Linked DNA regions of Homo sapiens: region 2 is linked to region 1. A link is a loop called in an ENCODE intact Hi-C map of the cell type or tissue named here. Cell type or tissue: mammary epithelial cell. All regions are shown on one strand. Links, peaks and the distances in the headings refer to the core of each region. The heading gives the core; the rest is flanking DNA.

The links. A loop is a pair of places that touch in the nucleus more often than their neighbours do. Peaks named below come from ENCODE experiments on the same cell type or tissue, not always from the same donor. Only the 100,000 strongest peaks of a DNase experiment are listed, where the experiment ranks them.
Region 2: a loop joins it to region 1, with 6 times the contacts of the local background. A loop is called at or near these places in 1 of 110 quality-filtered maps.

Annotation. Positions count from the first base shown.
Region 1 is chr10:27,384,468-27,393,875 of GRCh38, reverse strand. No RefSeq gene overlaps it. Among named protein-coding and RNA genes, the nearest start is that of PTCHD3, 25 kb to the left of the region's middle. RefSeq lists an enhancer at 8,726-8,895. In mammary epithelial cell, for the core only: no CTCF peak of the experiment used is centred there; DNase peaks (open chromatin) are centred at 2,365 and 2,985; H3K27ac peaks cover 370 bases.
Region 2 is chr10:27,476,702-27,487,961 of GRCh38, reverse strand. No RefSeq gene overlaps it. Among named protein-coding and RNA genes, the nearest start is that of RAB18, 22 kb to the left of the region's middle. In mammary epithelial cell, for the core only: no CTCF peak of the experiment used is centred there; DNase peaks (open chromatin) are centred at 4,221 and 4,531; H3K4me3 peaks cover 300 bases; H3K27ac peaks cover 3,187 bases.

The DNA.
Region 1 (9,408 bases), core at 118-5,117:
CAGAGGATATGATCACAAGATATGATGGGCTTTCCATACACTCTATTATGCACAGGCCAGTGAAACCGTTAAATGATGGAACAGCTGATTCACACAGCAACTGAAGAGAGAACATCAAGACAACCTGCTGGTGGGGTGGTACCCCCACCTGACTAGGGTAATATGGGCACTAAACACAAGGAAAACACAGCATTGCAACGCATGTTGAGAAACACTGAACTTGGTAAGGGTGGTGGTGGACCAGGCAGCTCCCTAATTGGCCTGAGCCTGCAAAATCCTCATGTTTCCAACAATTCTTTTTTCGCTTTAGAGAGCATATCCTGTGGGTGGTTTGCAGTTCAGGCTGCCACAGTACCCCCAGACAGGGGGCCCTCTGACTCTAATCTGGAGGCAATGCTTCCCTTTGGTGCCTCCCTTCCCCTCTATGTGATCCCACAAGGGTGGGCGACAAAACCAAGGAATACAAGGGTGCTAGGGTCCCTCTAGAGGCAGTAGGGACATCTGATCCTTCCAGTCAAGTGGGCAGTGTTATCAGGCATGTTAAGTTTGTACAGGACATGATCTCTCTTCCTACACTGGACAACTGAGGCCAAAAGGTCTGGGTTAAGCAGCAAGGGCAAGGGGTGTCCTCAGAAGTGGCAGCCTCAGGAGAGGGACAGACAGGCTACGTCACTACACCACCTCAGCCCAATTCATATCTGATGGGTAGGAAACACCTGGGCCTCCTGGAAGGGGTAGGGGTGGGGCACGAACCTGTCAGTCTGCTTTTCCACAAGGATGTGGCAGCAGAAGCCTGGAATTGTAATGCTTTGGTGGGCTCTTTCAAGCTATGGCCATGGCAGGCAACCTGACGAAGTGTTGGATCTGCCACCCTGGACCTCCTCCTGTCACAGACCACAGCAACCTTCTCCTTCTGCCAGTGGTAAACTAAACCATTAGTCTGTTCTCATGCTGCTAATAAAGACATATCCAAGACTAGGTAATTTTTAAAGAAAAAGTGGTTTAATGAATTCACAGTTCCATGGCTGGGGAAGCCTCACAATGATGACAGAAGGTGAAAGAGAAGAAAGGCACGTCTTACATGGCGGCAGGCAAGAGAGAGAACATGTGCAGGGGAACTCCCCTTTATAAGACCATCATATCTCATGAGACTCATTCACTGTCATGAAAACAGCACAGGAAAAAACCCACCCTCATGATTCAATTACCTCCCACCAGGTCTTCCATGACACATGGGAATTATGGGAGCTACAGTTCAAGATTTGGGTGGGGATACAACCAAACTATATCAACCATTATTCCCTGAGTATTGTCAGAGTGTAAGGCAATAACACCTGAGCGTGGCTTACTAAGCAAGGATCTGGCACCTGCCACATGACAGGGAACTGGAGGTGCCCTATTAACTGACTCTGTGGCAAAATGTCACAACCACAACTAACAAAACCTTGGTGGGCAGGTACTTTCATGGACACACTCCTTTGATTACATGGACTACAAGTGTCCCAGTAGTGATAATGAAAACAAAGACCAGACTACCCCTAGCGCTCTGTGTAGGATTCATGAACAATATTGTATGGGAGAAACTGAGCTCATGCAACTATGCTATCAATCAGACTTGGCTGGTGAAAGCCAATGCATCTATCCCCTTGTATGGGCCACTGAACAATAAAATGAGGAAAGGTAAGTTATGTGCAGCCGAGGGCTACATCTTTCTCTGCAGATGGTCTGGCAGTAACCCAAATATAGGATGGGCATTGTCATGCCTGAAACTTTCTCTGCAGATGGTCTGGCAGTAACCCAAATACAGGTCGGGCTTTGTCATGCCTGAAAATCTGTAAGATAGAGGGATCCTGCATGTTGCATGTACTGGGGGTGCCCCAAGATACCACCCCTGGGAATAATGAGATGCCCCCATTTGGGCCTGCAGCCCAAAGCCATACACCAGACTTACTAGGAACCTTCCAGGAGGTAGAACTGACTGTGGGCTTATGTCCTTTATGAGATCTTTGAGACCATGCATCAGAGTCAGTGCTTAGGAAAAAGTGATAAGAAATCTGTCCCTGACCATGGCAGATATTGCTTCCTCCACTGTCACTGCCTTGACAGCCCAACAGACATCCCTCAACTCCCTCAGGAAGGCTGTTTCAGATGATATAAGTTACCTAGACTTTCTTTTAACCCAACTGGGAGGAGTGCATGCAATTGGCAATACTGCCTGCCATACCTGGATTAATACCACAGGTATGATGGAAACAAAAGTGAAGGAGATTCAGAAGCAGGTTCACTGGCCACAGACTGGAACCACCTGAAGAATTCCTCTTTCACCTCTTTGGCAATTTCTTACCTAGATTGTTTGGATTCTGGGCTAGGTCACTACTCCAGGCAGGCTTGGTCATGCTTGTGGTCGTAGTCCTCCTGAGCCTAGTGAAATGTATTCTGGCTATGGCCCAAAGGTGTTGCACTGAATGAAGATGTGTTGGTCAAGATGTTACACAAATCTGATAAGACAAACCTCCACCTCCAGATTTGGGCATATGGTTGGTGAGCATATGATATGGACTGGCTTTGCTAAGGGTAATATCTTGCGGAAGTGAGGTGGGGTGCACTGCAAGACAGTTCTCTAGGTGTCCTTGGACCAACCCCATTCTTCATCTTCCCTTACTCCCTCATAGTTCTCAAGAAGAACTGTAGAATGTGCTGGGAATGCAACACCTTGAGATGAGAGGGAGTTTGCCGGAATAGCTCAGGCTCATTCCAGCCCCATTCTAAAAACAGAATGTCCATCAATGCTTCAGCCCAATGTGGAACAATAAAATGAGGAAAGGGATATTATATGCATCCAAGGGCTACAGCTTTTATACCCCAATGTTGCCCCTGGGATACAAAACCCAGAGTGGGTTGCTTTCTGGAGTCCCTCAGCTGCAGTACAAGTAGGGCATGCACAGTCAAGGCTTCATCCATCCCAGGAAGCTTTCCAAGCCTTGGGGGGACTGACTCACAATGAATCCCAGGCATCTGCTGTCTGTTATTGCCTATCCTTAAGTAATAAATCCACTTAATGTAGCTTGTTGCATATGAGTACGTTCTGTCTCACTGGACTCAGATGACTTGATAAACCAGTACACAGTAAATTTGCTTCACAAAAACATGCAAGAATAAAAGAGTAATGTAAGCAGACATGGAATTCTAAGAAATAATCCAAAAGAAATGGAATTGTAACAGAAATGAAGAATGCCCTCAGTAGTCATATTGGTAGACTGGACACAGTTGAGGAAAGAATTTCTAAGCTTAAGGATATATCCATAAAACTTCTCAAACTGAAAAGCAAAGAGAAAAAAAGACTGGGGGAAAAAAAAGAATAGGCTGTCAAAGAACTGTGGGACAACTACAAAAGTTGTAACACATGCATAATGAGAATACCAGAAGGAGAAGAAAGAGAGAAGGGAACGAAGAAATTGTTGAAGCAATAATGACTTAAAATCTCCCCAAATTGATGTCAGACACCAAACCACAGACCCAAGAAACTCAGAGAATACCAAACAGGATAAATGTCAGTAATTATAATAATAATACTACACCAAGCACCTCATATTCAAACATCAGAAAAACAAAGAGAAAAACAAGAAAGAATCTAAAGGAGAAAACTACTTTACCTATTGAGGAGTAAAGATAAGAATTACATTCAACTCATCCTCAGAAACTATCCAAGCAACAAGAGAGTGGAGTGAAATATTTAGAGTGTTGAGAGTTCAAAACACCAACCTAGAATTTTGTATCCTGCAAAATTATCCTTCAAAAGTGAAAGAGACAAAAATTGAGGGGATTTATTGGCAGCAGACCTGCCTTGCAAGAAATCTTAATGTTCTTTGGAGAGGAGGAAAATGATATAGGTTGGGAACTCCTATCTACGTAAAGAAAGGAAGAGCACTGTAGAAGGAATAAGTAAAGGTAAAATGAAAATTTTTATTTTTTATTCTTATCTAACAGATAACAGTTTGTTCAAAATAAAAATAAAAACAATATATTTGGCAGTTATAGCTTACACATAAGTGAAACAAATAGCAGAAATGATTAAAGGAATGAAGGACAGAATTAGGAATACATTATTCTTATAAGATATTTACACTACCACTGAAGCAGAATAATGTTATCTGAAAGTAGACTTGTATTCGTTGTAAATGTGTATTACAAACTCTAGGGCAACCATTTAAAAGTGTTTTAAAAGAAGTATAATTGGACATTAGTAAGATGGTGGAATAGAAGGTAATGCACTCCTAACCCCCTAATAAGGATTCTATACCTATTCACAGTCAAAAGTCTCTCTGCAGGAGCCTCATTATTCGGGTTGGAGTTTGTGAAACCCCAGTGAGCCCAAGACCTATGAGAGTCATTTTGAGATTGCAGACCAACAGCCAGGTAGCTAATCCATTGAGTGTGCTCCCAAGTTCAAGCACAGAAATGGCCCAGTCCCACAAGGGCTTTGACTACAGCCCTGTTTGGCCTTGAGCCTACAACCAAAACCATCTTCCAAAGGTCCAGGAGGAATTGTACATACTAGGATCTTGGTGGAAAGGCTCACCTGCCTGCTGACATCAGTTCTGGCAGTGAACCTGAAAGTTGCTCTGTGGCTCAGCATTAGCCCCCCTCAGCTGAGGCCCAGCTCAGAACTGCTCACACAAGGACCCAGAGGGACACTTGCCCATATCTCACAGCTCAAGAGCCTGAGCTTCCCTGAAAGTTTTGCCAACTTCTGTCTCACAGCAGATTCCAAGGAGGCCCGGTCTCAGCTCCTGCTGCCATCAGGTAACTGTCCCATCTATGCTGAAACGTGTTGGGAAACAAAGTGCCCCCCTGATTCTTCGATATGGGCTCTCCAGCCTCCATCCCACAGCAGATCCCAAGGGGGTCCAATTCCAGCTCTGGCCTCTCTTGTTGCACAAGATCCTTGTGCAATCTCATTCCTTGGTATTTGGCCAGATGTGCTGAAAACTTATGTCCACACAAAAACCTGCACACAGATGTTCATAGCAGCTTTATTCATAATTTCAAGAACTTGGAAGCAACCAAGACATCCTTCAACAGGCAAATGGGTAAACCGTGGTACATCAGTGTTATATTATTCCATGCTAAAAAGAAACAAGCTCTCAAGCCATGAAAGACATGAAGGAACTTTAAATATATCTTAAGTGAAAGAAGCCAATCTGAAAAGCCTACATATTGTATGATTCCTACCGTAGGACATTCTGGAAAAGGCAAAACTTTGGAGACAGTGAAAAGATCAATTGTTGCCAGGGGTTTGGGAGAGGGAGGGATAAATAGGCCGAGCACAGAGGAGTTTCAGGACAGTGAAACTGTTCTGTACAATATTGTAATGGTAGATACAAGTCATTTTGCATTTGTCAAAACCCATAGAATGTACAACACCAAGAGTAAACCCTAATGTAAACTATAGGATTCAGGTGATAATAATGTGTTAATGTAAATTCATCTTCTGTAACAAAAGTACCACTCTAGTGTGGTAGGTTGCTAGTGTGAGAGCCTGCAAGTGGGAAGGTCAGGGGGCAGGGGCTATATGGGAACTCACTGTACTTTCTGCTCAACTTCACCATGAACCTAAAATTGCCCTAAACAAAATATAAAGTATATTTTAAAAATTTCTCAAGTCATATATTTTAAATACCTTTGTTTGATAAGAATCAAAACAAAGTCCATAGTTAATGTGTCTCTTAAGACTCTTAGTCTACAAATTCTCCCTCCTCTTTTTATTTCTCCCTCTTGTAGTTTATTTCTTAAAGAAACCAGGTCATTTGTCCTGGAGAGTTAGAATCCTACATTTTGGCTTTTGTTGATGGCATTATGTTTTAGCACATTCCTCTGACCCCTTGACATGGGTAAGACAGGTTTGATCAGAGATGTGCTTCGTTTTGTTTGCTGTTTGTTTTTGCAAGGTGGCATTGTGGGCTTTCAATCCATTATGTTAGGAGGTGCTTAACGACTGGCTCTCTGTTTAAGATGGTAAAATTCACTAATGTGTTTAGGTATTGTCAGCCTGGTCCAACCATTACAAAATACTTCATCAGTTTTTTCACTTAATTATTTTAACAGCTTTGGGAGGCAGAATAATACAATAATACCCTCCAAATATGTCCAGTTTTTTTTTTTTTTTTTTGAAATGGAATGACATTCTGTCGCCCAGGCTGGAGTGCAGTGGCGCAATCTCGGCTCACTACTGCAAACTCCGCCTCCTGGGTTCAAGCGATTCTCCTGCCTCAGCCTCTCAGTCTCCCGAGTAGCTGGGATTACAGGCACGCCCCACCATGCCTGGCTAATTTTTGTATTTTCAGTAGAGACAGAGTTTCACCACGTTGGCCAGACTGGTCTCAAACTCCTGACCTCAGGTGATCAGCCTGCCTCGGCCTCCCAAACAGCCGGGATTACAGACACACACACCATCATGCCCAGCTAATTTTTGTATTTTTAGTAGAGACGGGGTTTCACCATGTTGGCCAGGCTGGTCTTGAACTCCTGACCTCAAGTGATCCACCACCTCGGCCTCCCAAAGTGCTGGGATTACAGACGTGAGCCACCGTGCCCAGCCTTAATGGGTTTTTACTATCTTGAAGTTTCTCATGAGATTTAGTCAGATGTCAGCTGAGAATGCACACATATGAAGGTTTGACTGGGGCTGGAATCAGATCCATTTTCAAGATGGCTAACTCATATGACTGTCAAGTTGTGCTGGCTATTTGTGGGAGACCCCAGTTCCTCTCCATATGGGCCCCATCACAGGGCTGTTCCTGACAGCTGCCGGATTCCCCTGGACCAAGTGATCCAAGAGAATGGAAGCCAAAATGTCCTTTATGCTCTAGCTTAGGATGCCACACGGAATCATATCTGCTACTCCACTGGTCACACAGACCAGTTCTAATTCAATGTGCAAAGAAACAAAGTAATGAATACCAGGAGGTGATAAAAATTAGGGACCATCATAGAGGCTGGCTGTGAGTTTGTATGGATTAATTTTATCCCAGTTATGGTCACATTTTCCTTCTTCACATGTCTGGTACGTTTTTATTGGATGCTCCTTATGGAATATATGTCGTTGAGTACTAGATTTTGTTGCTTTCTCTAAATACTATTGGATCTGACAAAGTTATCTGTGTATCAGGTTGGTCTTTTCAAAGCTCATTTTTAGGACTTCTTAGGATGAATCTAGAACAGTCTTTAGTTCTAGGCTAGCTTTGCCCTACTACTAGGCACAACCCTCTGGGGTTTCTACTGAATCTCCCAGGTTTTCAATGAGGAATCTACATTCTGCCTGATCAAAAGTTAAACATCTCCCAGCTCTGTGAGAATGCTGGAGATTTAGGGTATACCTCTCTGGTTATGCTTTGCCTTGTCTCATAGAACTTCATCCTCTGCATGTGCCATATGTGGCTAAGTATTTAGTAATAGATTCTCTGGTCAAGCTTTGCAAAGCCTGACTTCATGGACATTTATCTTACACAGAGGTGACAAGGTATTTAGAGACATGCTAAAAGGGGCCCCGTGCAGATTTAGGAAGTGCTTTATCCCCATGGTACCTTCTACTCTGGCACTTTGACTTACATATTTTAGCCTGCCCAGAGCCCCTAAACTCTGCCCTATAAAGAAAATGCCATGCTCTGCCTGGATTTACCTTCATATTCTGTGGTTTGGAAAATGTCTCCATGAAGAAAATGAGGATGATTATAGGACTCACTTCATTTGTTTTCTGTCTTTCAGGGATCATAATTCTTCACTGTCTCTTGTCCGGTGCCTCAAAATCATTGTTTGACACACTTTGTCCAGTTCTTTTTTTTTTTTTTTTTTTTTTGAGACAAGGTCTCACTCTGTTGCCCAGGCTTAAGTGCAGTAGCACAATCATGACTCACTGCAGCCTCAACCTCCCAGGCTCGAGCAATCCTCCCGCCTCAGCCTCCAGAGTAGCTGGGACTCCAGGCGCATGCCACCACACTCGGCTAATTTTTGTAGAGATGGGGTTTCTTCATTTTGCCCAGGCTGGTCTTGAACTCCTGGGCTCAGTTTCCCAAAGTGGTGGGATTACAGACATGAGCCACCACACCCAGTCTTGCCCAGTTATTAACAATAACAGGACAAGCTCTCTTCCAATTATCTCATCATGGCTGGAAACAGATGTCCTCTATCTTTTTGTTTTCATGTTTATATCATTCATTTTGTTGTCTAACTTTACAGTCTGATTTTCTGTAGTCCATCTCCTTGAAGCAACCTTTGAAGTAAATATGAAACTTCAAATATCTGGAAATTCCCTTTTTTCTCTTAATAAATTAATAGAAATATGATACTACAAATATTTTTGTGGTTTCCTAGATAGGCTCTTAAGTCTCCTTAAATTTTTTTAAAAAACTTCCTGAACAAAGTAAGTAGGCTTTCAACACCACTGCAAAAGACACTGATACATACTATACCAATTGCCCAGAAAATTCAAAGGGAATCTTCCAAGTAACACTTTTGCCTCAAAATTTCAGAATAATTCACCACTGAAAATATTATCCTTTTATGCTGCAAGTGTGCAAGAAAGCATGACTCTCCTCCTCCATTCCCTGTATACACACGCATTCTTCCCTTCTCTGAAGGAAGATCTTTGATGTGGATGAGCAATTTAAGTATAAATTTGTTGGTTAATGTCTGTCAAAATATGTAGTTATGCTTTCTAAAGTTAAAGGATTTGCTGGCCATATAAGAATCAAATTGTAACACATTCATAAACAACACACACATTTATAATTATCATTTTGCTTTGATATTAAGTCCATTTATTAGTCCGTTTTCACATTGCTGATAAAGACATGCCTGAGACTGGGCAATTTACAAAAGAAAGAGGTTTATTGGATTCACAGTTCCATGTGCCTGGGGAGGCCTCATAATCATGATGGAAGGTGAAAGTCACGTCTCACATGGCGGCAGGCAAGAGAAGAGAGAACTCATGCAGGGGAACTCCTCTTTATAAAACAATCAGATCTTGTGAGACTTATTCACTATCATAAGAACAGAACGGGAAGGACTTCCCCCCATGATTCAATTATCTCCCACCGGGTCCCTCCCACATCACATGGGAATTCAAGATGAGATTTGGCTGGGGACACAGCCAAATCATATCAGTCTGTAAATGATATATGTTATTTTTTACATATATTGTGGTTAAAAATGAAAATAAAACACTTATCATCTAATGCTGTGCAGAAGGGAGCTGATGTTCCTGGCAACTGTCAATGTAAAATAACTTACTTTTTATTTTTCTAATATCAATAAAGAATTATGGAGTTCATTTTCTCTTTTCATATAGATAATTGAAAAGAAGATATTCCTTTCTTTGAAAAGAGAAAGGTTTTGAGAGTTCTAAAGTTC
Region 2 (11,260 bases), core at 2,575-7,574, 92 kb before region 1:
TTTCTCCATAAATTTATTGTCCTTTGTTAAGATGTTATATAACCCCAGATTCTAAACACCCCTTTGAGTTACTTATCACTGGGTTTCTCTTGCGTGTTTGCACGCTGCATATGGTAATAAACTATGTTTTCCTCTTGGTCATCTGTCTTTTATCAGTCTAATTCACAGGTCCCCAGTTAGAAAACGTAGGAAGATAAAGAAAATTAAGGTTTTCTTCCTCCCCTACATTTCCAATGTTTTGCCAGTATACTCTCTTTTCCTTTAAGCCAGATTACATTTGGGTTCCCCTTACTTGCCAACCAAAGAGTGCTGACTGGCACATTCAGAAAATCTCTAAAAGCTCCCAGTATTATTCTCCCTTCAAGGAGCCTAAAATCCCTAACATTAGAGTCAATCCTGGCTGAGGCATTGTATTTGGAAAACTCTCATAAAGTGAAGGTACTATCCAGGAAGAACCAAAGATGAACTCATCAGATTTTACACAGAGCATAGAACTGTTGCTATTTAGGAGATAGGCAGCTATCTCCTAAAAGAAGACAGGGCCCTGAGTGGAGAACAATAGATAACTACTTTTTTTTTTTTTTTTTGAGATGGAATCTCACTGTCACCCAGGCTGGAGTGCAGTGGCACGATCTTGGCTCACTGCAACCTCCACCTCCCAGGTTCAAGAGATTCTCTTGCCTCAGCCTCCTGAGTAGTTAGGATTACAGATGTGTGCCACCACATCCGGCTAATTTTTGTGTTTTTAGTAGAGACGGGGTTTCACCATGTTGGTCAGGCTGGTCTCAAACACCTGACCTCATGATCCACCTGCCTCAGCCTCCCAAAGTGGTGGGATTACAGACGTGAGCCACCACTACTTTCGAAGGAGGAGGACAGCCCTGAGCTGCGTTGTAACTGGGGAAGACTTGGGGAATCTAGGGTTGGGATAAGAGCACCAAACATTTAAGAAGAGTTAATGACTTTGCCTTAGATGGGAGACATGAAATATCAGCTTTGTTTATTAAATATCAGCTTTGTTTATTAGCAGCATCTAATCAGACAGACTTAATTTCAAAGCTTCATTCAGTCATTTGCTGTCTGTACGATCTTGAGGCAAGTCATTCTGGTTTTTGAGCCTCGATTTCTTCACTTGTAAAATGGAATGAATTATACCTACCTTTAAGGGTCAACTGCATTATTTAACACAATAAATACATAATGTCTAGAAACTAGCACATTTTTAATAGATAATGGTTATTATCATTATCATTAATTTAGCCAGTCCCATAGATAATAGTTACATCAATAACAGTGATTCCCCCAGGGGTTGTACTATGAAGGGCTGACTTGAGAACCTGGGTTCAAAGCCAGGGCTTAAAGGTAAGAGGTTTATCAGAAAGTATATTTTTTCTTCTAGCAAAGATGACCCAAAGAAGGCACAATTTAGTGCTAGAGAAGACTGGGCTTATCCTGGGAGTGGATTCTAATGATCAGATCTCCATCCAAGGTGATCTGATCATTCCTGCCCAGTGCTCAACAGAAGTAAATTGGGATATAATAGGAGGGTTCTGCCAGTTTCTAACAACTTAAGGATAGTCTCTTAATGTGAAAAAAAAAATGATGCCCTATCCAATGTTTAAGAGGTAGAGAATCAAGCTTGAGCTAAATTTGATCATCTTGATAATGTAGTTCTCTCAGAGTTGCTGATATGTCTAACACTGAGATGGAAGGGAGCTTCACGGAGAGGGTGAGAAGTTGCACTGCTTTTCAACCTGAGTCACACTTTAGAAACACCTGGAACTTAAAGCTGTTGATGTTGGATGCCATCCCTCAAGAAAGTCCCATGCCTTAGGTCAGGGTGGGGCATGAGCTTTAAAAAAATTATTCAGATAATTCTAACATGCTGCCAGAGATGAGATCCATTAGGTAGAGAATTCCACGACTTTGGGTCCCATATATACAGGAACAACTACAGTATAAAATGGTGGTGTTGGTGACTCTGGGAGCAATAAGTATCACATGCAGTTAGTGTGAGCTCTGCTGGCAGAGCTGGCATCACTTACTAGAATAAATCATATCCATGGAACCCAAGGAAAATCAGGAGTTCTCAGGTGATAAGGAGAGAGCCCTACCTATGAATGACTGATGGACTCTGAAGAATCCCAGGACAAGGAGCTATGAAGTTGCTCTCTTTCCCTTGTGAACCCTTAAACCACAAGATTAACACAATCACTGCATTTTCAATGACTTGTATACAAACTAATATAAGCAATTGTGCCTCATGTAGGCATTTCTGACTAGATACAACACAGTAATAAAACCACTCATTGCAAAGTTGTTGGTTAGAGAGCAAAGGCTGGCATATACAAACTCTTTGTCATTAGAAAATATTACACTGACGGGTAGAGGGAACAGAGGGTTCTGGAATGCTTGTACTGTTCTGTTTCTTGTTCTGGATGCTGGAGACACGGGTATGTTCAGTTTATAAAAATAGGTATGTACACTTATGAATTGTGTACTTTTCAATATGTATTTTATACTTCAGTACAGTATATGACAAATATTAAAAACTGACTAACCACTGCTTCCTTTCAGCATGTGTATGGAGGATGGCTAGATAATTCTTATCAATGGGAAAATAAATGTCCACATTGAATTCTTCCACTTACAGAGCTTGGGAGGAGTTACACAGGGAAAGGGTTACAGAAGAAAGATGGAAATTGCAAAGTGTTTGCTGGTTCTTCAGTGCTACCCAGGGGTGAACAGGTGGTCTTTTGTTTAGCAAAATGATGAATGTGTTTTCAAACATGCAGAAGGTGAACAGACCTCAACATGAGGAAGAAGCAGAGAGCTCATTGCTCTGTCCTGTAATTAAACAGATTCTAATTTAGGAGAAAGCTAAAGGTGAAGGGACCTGGGGAATCAGGGAATAAGAGGAGATACCTGAGAGAGAGGATTGCTTAGGCTATGTGATGGCATATTGCAGCTTGGGAAAAGATGCCCATACAGACTGGGAATGCATTCTGAAGATGCAATGGTTACAAGACTCTTAAGAAAAGAGAAATCAATTATTTAATTTCAAATTTGTTTATGTGACTGCAGTGAAAACCCCATCCATTGATTCAGACCCTTGGTAACATCTGCTACCTTAGCTACCCTGCTACCCACCTGTTTTGTTGTATTTATTTATTTACTTATTTAGAGACAGGGTCTCACTCTGTCTCCTAGGCTGGAGTGCAGTGGTGTGATCTCAGCTCACTGCAGCCTCTGCCTCCTGGGTTCAAGCGATACTCCTGCCTCAGACCCCACCAAGTAGCTGGGATTATAGGAAGGCATCACCATGCCCGGCTAATTTTTCCATTTTTAGTAGAGACGGGGTTTCACTGTGTTGCTCAGGCTGGTCTCGAACTCCTGACCTCAGGTGATCCACTTGCCTCAGCCTCCCAAAGTGCTGGGATTACAGGTGCCCACCACCATATCTGGCTAACTTTAAAAATATTTTTAGTAGAGACAGGGTTTCACCATTTGACCAGGCTGGTCTTGAACTCCTGACCTCAAGTGATCAGCCCACCTCGGCCTCCCAATGTGTTGGGACGACAGGTGTGAGCCACCATGCTCAGCCAGCTACTTAACATTTCTAAGCTTGTTTTCTTTTGTATAAAATGGGGGAAAATAACTCTCACGCAGAGATTCTGTGAGACCTAAATGAAAGGATGTATTTGAAGCAAGTCCCTTACCAGATAGCATATAGTAAATAATAAATATTAACTCCTTTCCTTTTTGCTCATCCATAATATGGCATATAGAAATATTTTATAAATTACAAAGTGCCATACAAATAATTGTTAAAAAAATTAGTGATAACTAAAATTTGTTGACTGATTATTTGCAAAGCATATTCCTTCCTAACAATTAATTTCAAGAAGTAGAAAGAGTATTTTCATACCATAAATTCAATGAATGATTTTCATGCAGTGATTTTCACCTGGGAGCATTTTGGCTTCCCGAGGGTCATCTGGCAATGTCTGGGGACATTTTCGATCATCACAGCTTGGGGAATGCTACTGGCATCTAATGAGGACAGGCCAGAGACGCTGTTAAATATCATACAATGCATAGGACAGGCTCCCACAACAAAGAATTATCCAGCTCAAAATGTGAATGGCTCCACTCTTGAAAAACAGTTTTGGTGGCAAAGCAAGTTAGTCCGGTTTGTCTTCATATCAATTTTATTGAGTGCCCACGCACACATCAACATATTTTAACCTTAAAGTATCCCCTCCTTATCCTGCGGACTCTCAAAAGGAATGAGAAAATTCACTTCTAAGGTGACCCTGTTCTTAGATGTTCAGGCATATAAACCATGAGCCTGTAATATCAATGCAAAGCTTGTGTTCTGCCCCAGAAAAGTCTAGAGAACTCTCTCACTAGACACTCTCCTCCACACCCCATTAAAAGGTACATTATATTTTGTACAGTGTTACCACTTTAAATGACCTGTACAGTCCTGCCTGTCTCAAGCAATACTTAGTAAATCAAATTCCATGGTACTCAGCTCATTTCATGATTCAACAATGTGGATGGAGCTCTTTCCGGTAGTGAAGATGATTGCTTCAGAGTAAGAACCTGCCTTCATAGCAATCCGGAATCTTAATTTTAGAAATCAGAATGAGACAATTTACAGCTAATGAAAAGATTGTTCAGAAACATTTCTGTTATTGCTAAGTAAACGTTCTTCCCGGCTATGAACCTAACAGAGGGTGGAGCTAGTAACCTGGGGCAACAGAGCTGTTGATATTGTGCTGTTCAGCTTCTTCATCTCCCACCGTCCCTGCTACTTTCTTAATCCCTGGCTCCATGAGAGCAGCCAGAGGTCCTACAACAAAGTCAGAGCTGGGTTAGGGGCAAAGGATGCTGGGAAAGCTGTGTGCAACATGCAGTGGAGTTGTTCTAGAATGCAGTAATAATTATTCTATAATTTACTTTGTATTTTCACAACACATTACTTTTTTTGTTTGTTTTTGTTTTTGTTTTTGAGACAGAGTCTCACTCTGTGGCACAGGCTGGAGTGCAGTGACATGATCTAGGCTCAGTGCAACCTCTGCCTCCCGGGTTCAAGCAATTCTCCTGCCTCAGCCTCCCTAGTAGCTGGGACTACAGGCATGCGCCACCACACTGGCTAATTTTTCTATTTTTAGTAGAGGTGGGGTTTCATCACGTTGCCCAGGCCGGTCAGTCTTCAACTCCTGACCTCAGGTGATCTGCCTGCCTCGGCCTCCCAAAGTGCTGGGATTACAGACATGAGCCAACGCACCCAGCCCAAGACATAACTTATTTGATCCTTCCAACAACCCAATGATGTAAATAAAATAAATATCTTTAAGCCTACTTTACAGATTAAAAGAAAAAAAAAATCCTATAAAGGTTAAATGTCTTACTTTAAATCCTGCACCTATTAAGTATCTAGAGAGCCAGGTACAGTGGCTCATACCTGTAATCCCAGCTTTCTGGGAGGCCGAGGTGGGAGGATCACTTGAGCCCAGAAGTTCAAGACCAGCCTGATCAACACAGCAAGACCCCGTCTTTACAAAAAAAAAAAAAAAAAAAAAATTAATTAGCTGGTTCCAGCTACTCAGGAGGTCAAGAGGCTGAAATGGAAATATGGCTTGAGCCCTGGAGTTCGAGGCTGCCATGAGCTATATGATTGCACCACTGGTCTCCAGCTTGGGCAATAGAACAAGACTCTGTCTTAAAAAAAAAAGAAAAGTATCTACGATCCAAGCCTTCTGTGATGGTTAATATTGAGTGTCAACTTGTTTGGATTGAAGGATACAAAGTATTGTTCCTCAGTGTATCTGTGAGGGTGTTGCCAAAGGAGATTAACATTTGAGTCAGTGGACTGGGAGAGGCAAACCTACTACCCTCAATCTGGGTGGGCACCATCTAATCAGCTGCTAGCATAGCTAGAATAAAGTAGGCAGGAGAAGATGGAAGAGCAGACTTGCTGAGTCTTCTGGCCTTCATCTTTCTCCTATGCTGGATGCTTCCTGCCCTCAAACAGCAGATTCCAAGTTCTTCAGCTTTTGGACTGTTGGACTTATACCAGTGGTTTGCCAGGGCTCTCGGGGTTTTGGCCACAGACTGAAGGCTGCACTGTTGGCTTCTCTATTTTTGAGGCTTTGGGACATGGACTGATCCACCACTGGCTTCCTTGCTCTTCAACTTGCAGATGGCCTATCATGGGATTTTACCTTGTCATCACATGAGTCAATTCTCCTGAATAAACTCCCTTTCATACATACATATATCCTATTAGTTCTGTCCCTCTAGGGAACCCTGACTAATACACCTTCCAACTCCTAAGAGTTCTTTACACTTAGAGTACACAAAAATATAGTTTGTGCTCCTTTTCTTCCAGTTCTCTGCATTTACTTCCCTTTTCTCTGTTGCAGGAGTGCAAAAGAAAACTGGAGATACTGACCTGTTGTAACCCAGCCTGCAGACTCCAGAAAAGGCGCAGAAATCCTTGACTTAGCCTGCTGGTATTCTCCAAATCAGAAAGTATCTGCCCTGCAAAAATGCCTATGGGAAATCATTCATTTCCTAAAAACTCATTTTCATAATGTAATTAATCATCCTGGACAGATTTTTCAAAATTAGCCATTATTTTTTCTTGCCTAATTTCACCTATTACTGTAATTTAAGCCATATTACTGTGATTTAATGTGCTTTTCTTCAGGATTATTACTTTAAACATTGGAAGACGACTTGTTCCAAATTAGCAATGTCATGACCTGAATGAATGTACTTATTCCCTTCGTTAACTCTTAGCTATTCATTCTTCCTTGAAAGGATCTTTCAGTTCCCTTAACTTCCTCTTATTTGAATACTCACTGTAATTTTGTTCATACAGAACATAAGGATCTTTTCTTCCTTTCTGAGAAGTTAGAGCCACCCTTGTTCCAGTTATAGGAAGTTTTAATGAGGGTTTTAGGTGTGTGTATGTAGGGAGATAATTTTATTATTTTTTTTTATTCTTGGAGGGGTCAAAAATTTGACAACCAGCTCTTAATATTATTAAAACTTAGAAATTTATTATATATAGCTACAAATTGTAGCTTGTCTCTAGAACTGTGAAGGACAAAACCAAGAATGTAGTACTCCTGTAGCAGTGTATGGGCCCTGAATTCAGAATACATACCTTCTAACTTCTGTAAACATAACCCAAAATTATACTGTTATTCCTTTTTGCTACTGTACTTTGAAAATTCATAACTTCAAAGGCATAGTAAAATTCTGAGTGAGCAGATGTGATTCATTAACTTCTCCATAATGAGGGAGGCTTCAGCTGGGAAAACAGAAATATTCTGTTCTGGTATCTTCTACCTCTAGGAGAAAACTTTATAATTACTTTGAAGTCACTATGAACATAGGAAACTTCAGCACAGATAAAGAAGGGCGAGGATGTCACTGGAGGAAACAGACAGTGCTTGAGCTCACCAGCCCTTTGCTATGTCAATCCTTGTCTACCTTTGAACTATACCATCATGACTTCTCTTCTTGTAACTGAATGTTGAGTTTCTTGTCTTCAATTCCTTTTCTTTTTTCTTTTTTTTTTTTTTTTTTAAGACAGAGTCTCCTTCTGTCACCCAGGCTAGAGTGCAGTGGCGTGATCTTGGCTCACTGCAACCTTCGCCTCCTAGGTTCAAGTGATTCTCCTGCCTCAGCCTCCCGAGCTGTAATCCCAGCACTTTGGGAGGCTGAGGCGGGTGGATCATGAGGTGAAGAGATCAAGACCATCCTGGCCAACATGGTGAAACCCCATCTCTACTAAAAATACAAAAATTAGCTGGTCATGGTGGTGCGCGCCTGTAGTCCTACTTCCTTTTCTTTAAGCAGTAAAAACTTTATTGTTGTTAGCAATTCATGCTTCAGTGAACAAGTTTACTGGGACCACATATGCCAAACCAAAAATCAGTCTCTCTCGATCACATACAAACATACATTTTTTATTGTGAAATATTATTCACATATAAAATGTATATGTATAGTTTAACAACTAGTTGAAGAAACATACACTGGTGCAACCATCATATAGGTCACAAAATGGAAATTTTCTAGCACTGCAGCAACTGATCAGTGCAGTCCTTCCTACTCCCAACCCATCTACCCATTCAAGATCACTGCTATCCCAACTTACACTAATCATTTCCTGCTTGTTTTAAAATATATAGTTTTACCATATGTACTTTGTTTTCTAAATTTTTTTTTTTTTTTAGATGGAGTCTCACTCTGTCGCCACACTGGAATACAGTGGCACGATCTTGGCTCACTGCAACCTCTGTCTCCCAGGTTCAAGCGATTCTCCTGCCTCAGCCTCCCAAGTAGCTGGGACTACAGGTGTGCACCACCACACCCAGCTAATTTTTGTATTTTTAGTAGAGGTGGGGTTTCGCCATGTTGGTCAAGCTGGTCTCGATCTCCTGACCTTGTGATCTGCCCGCCTCGTCCTCCCAAAGTGCTGAGATTACAGGCGTGAGCCACCGCGCCTGGCTGTTTTCTAAAATTTTTAATAAGATGCATACATATTGTGTGCAAATTTAATGCATCCAAGTTCGTTGCTGTATTAGATTCTACTTTATAAAAATACCACAATTTGTCCTTTCTGCTGATAATAACCATCTGGGTTGTTTCCAGTTTGGGGCAATTTTATCAACACTATTGTGAACATGCTTGTACATGTATCTAGGGTATACCTTGGAGTGAAGCTTCTGAGTCACAGGGTAGGCATATCTTGAACATTACCATATAGAATTAAACCATCTCGCAAAGTAGTTGTACAAATTTAAACTCTTATCCATTGTACATGTGAGTTCTTGCAGTTCAACATTCTGGCCAACTCTTGGTATGGTGAGATCTTAAATTTTTGCAATCAAATGGTTTAAAGAAAGGTATGATTCTTGCAACTTTTCTGTCAATCCAAAATTATTTACCAAAATCCCTTTGATGGTCAATCTCTCCTACCATTTTCAACAAGTGGAACTCCACATACCAAATGTCTAGATATTTAAAAGATGCCAAGCTAATAAACAGTGAAATTCAAAAGTCACCTATATGATGATGTTGTAGGAGTATCTCATTGTGATTTTAATTTGCATTTCTCTGATCACTAATGAGATCACTAATAAGCCCCTTTTATGCCTAGTTTCCATTTAGATTTCCTCTTTTGTGAAGTGCCTGTTCAGGGTCTTTTGTCCATTTTTAGCATTCTCTATGTTTTTTCCATCATAGATGTTCTCTAAATGTTCTGAATACCACTCCTCTGTCAGTTATACAGTTGAAGATGTCTTCTCCAATACTTAGTATATAGTTTCATTTATTTTATGATGTATTTAGAAATTCTTAATTTCAGTGTAAAAAGTAATGAAACATGGCCTATGGTTGAACAAAGAAACAGTCTATAAAAGCAAACCTAGAGATGGCTCAGTTACTGAGTTTATCAGACAGGGACTTTAAAATAACTATAATAAATATGTTAAAGAATCTAGTTGGTAAAAATGGGCAACAGGCATAAAACAGGTAGGTAATATCCAAAGAGAGCTGGAAATGATAAAAAAATTAAAATGTAGAAATAATAAGTACAATAACAGACATGAGAATCATTCAGTGGTCTTAGCAGACTGGACATAACAGAAGAAAAAAAAGTCGGTGAGCTTGTAGACAAGTCAATTGAAATTATCCAAATTAACCTAAACATATGGCCAGGCTGGTCTTGAACTCCTGACCTCAAGTGATCTGCCCCCCTCAGCCTCCCAAAGTGCTGGGATTACAGGCGTGAGCCACTGCACCTAGGCATATCAGGAGTTTTAGAAGTGGAATAGACACAGAGAAGAGCAGTTATGGAGAGGCCAGGGTTGGATCAGTGGAGAGGGGTCATGACTCTGGCCAGCTTATAATGGAGCCATATATGGCAAGGAGATAGTTGAATGCCTCTTTGAGGCTGTAGGTCAAGAGAGCTCCTTGTTCTATGCAGCCAGCTGAGGTGAGTCAAAGCCTTTTTCTTTCTTTATCCCTGTTATTCCTGCTGCTCTAATTTACAGTTCACAGCACATATAGTCCCAGAACATGTCCCTTTCCCCCTTTCCAATGATAGCATAGTGGAAAATGTGGGAACTGTCTTCAATTTTGCAGACTTTTCTCCCCCTTAGTTTCCAGTTTTGTTTCCAGTTTTTGTCCTTTTGTGTATCTTCTTGGGTAATCTAATGGGAAAGTTGGAGAGGTCCCATCAGGCACATCTAGCCTGGTTTTCTTCACAACTTTTTATTATTTAAATATTTTCATATAGACAGGGAAGTGGGAAGAATTTTACAGGGAACATCCATATACCCACCAAATAATTCTACCTAAAGTATTAACTTATTAACAATAAATTTTAACTTGTATACATGCTTTATAATAAATTTTAGTTTAATTCAAGCAGATTCTTATCATGCACATTCTCAGGACCTATAAGCCTTAGATAGACTTTAAAATATTAATTATAAAATAATTAACTAGAGAAACAAGAACTGCAGTATATGTCATTGGGCTACAAATGGTATGTCTGCATTATATTAACAAGTAGAGAGTTGAAGCAATCATTTTAATAACTCCTGTTTTAAAAAATTTTTGTGATGGTTGGTTTAATAATTTTTTACAACTGTCCACCTCATTCCATATATAAAAACTGGTCATAAGAGTTAAAAAGAGAAATAAAGTGATCCTGATAACAATTTGGGCCCATATTGTTTCATGTAAAAATTTACCTAAAAATCAACCAGCTATAGTGGCTCACACCTGTAATCCCAGCACTCTGGGAGGCTGAGGCAAGAGGACTGCTTGAGCCCAAGAGTTTGAGACCAGCCCAGCCTGGGCAACATGGTGAAACCTTGTATCTACAAAAAACACAAAAATTAGTCGGGCGTGGTGGCGTGCACCTGTGATCCCAGCTTCTCAGGAGGCTGAGGTGGAAAGATTGATTGATCCCAGGAGGTCCAGTCTGCAGTGTGCTGTGATCATGCCACTGCACTCCAGCCTGGGTGACAGAGCAAGACCCTGTCTCAAAAAAAAAAAAAAAAAAAAAAGAGTAAAATATAAATCAATCTTGAAATTCATGGAATCTCCTTTTGTAGATTTTTTTTTTTTTTCAGACAGAGTCTCACTCTGTCACCCAGGCTGGAGTGCAATGGTGCGATCTTGGCTCACTGCAACCTCTGCCTCCCAGGTTCAAGTGATTCTC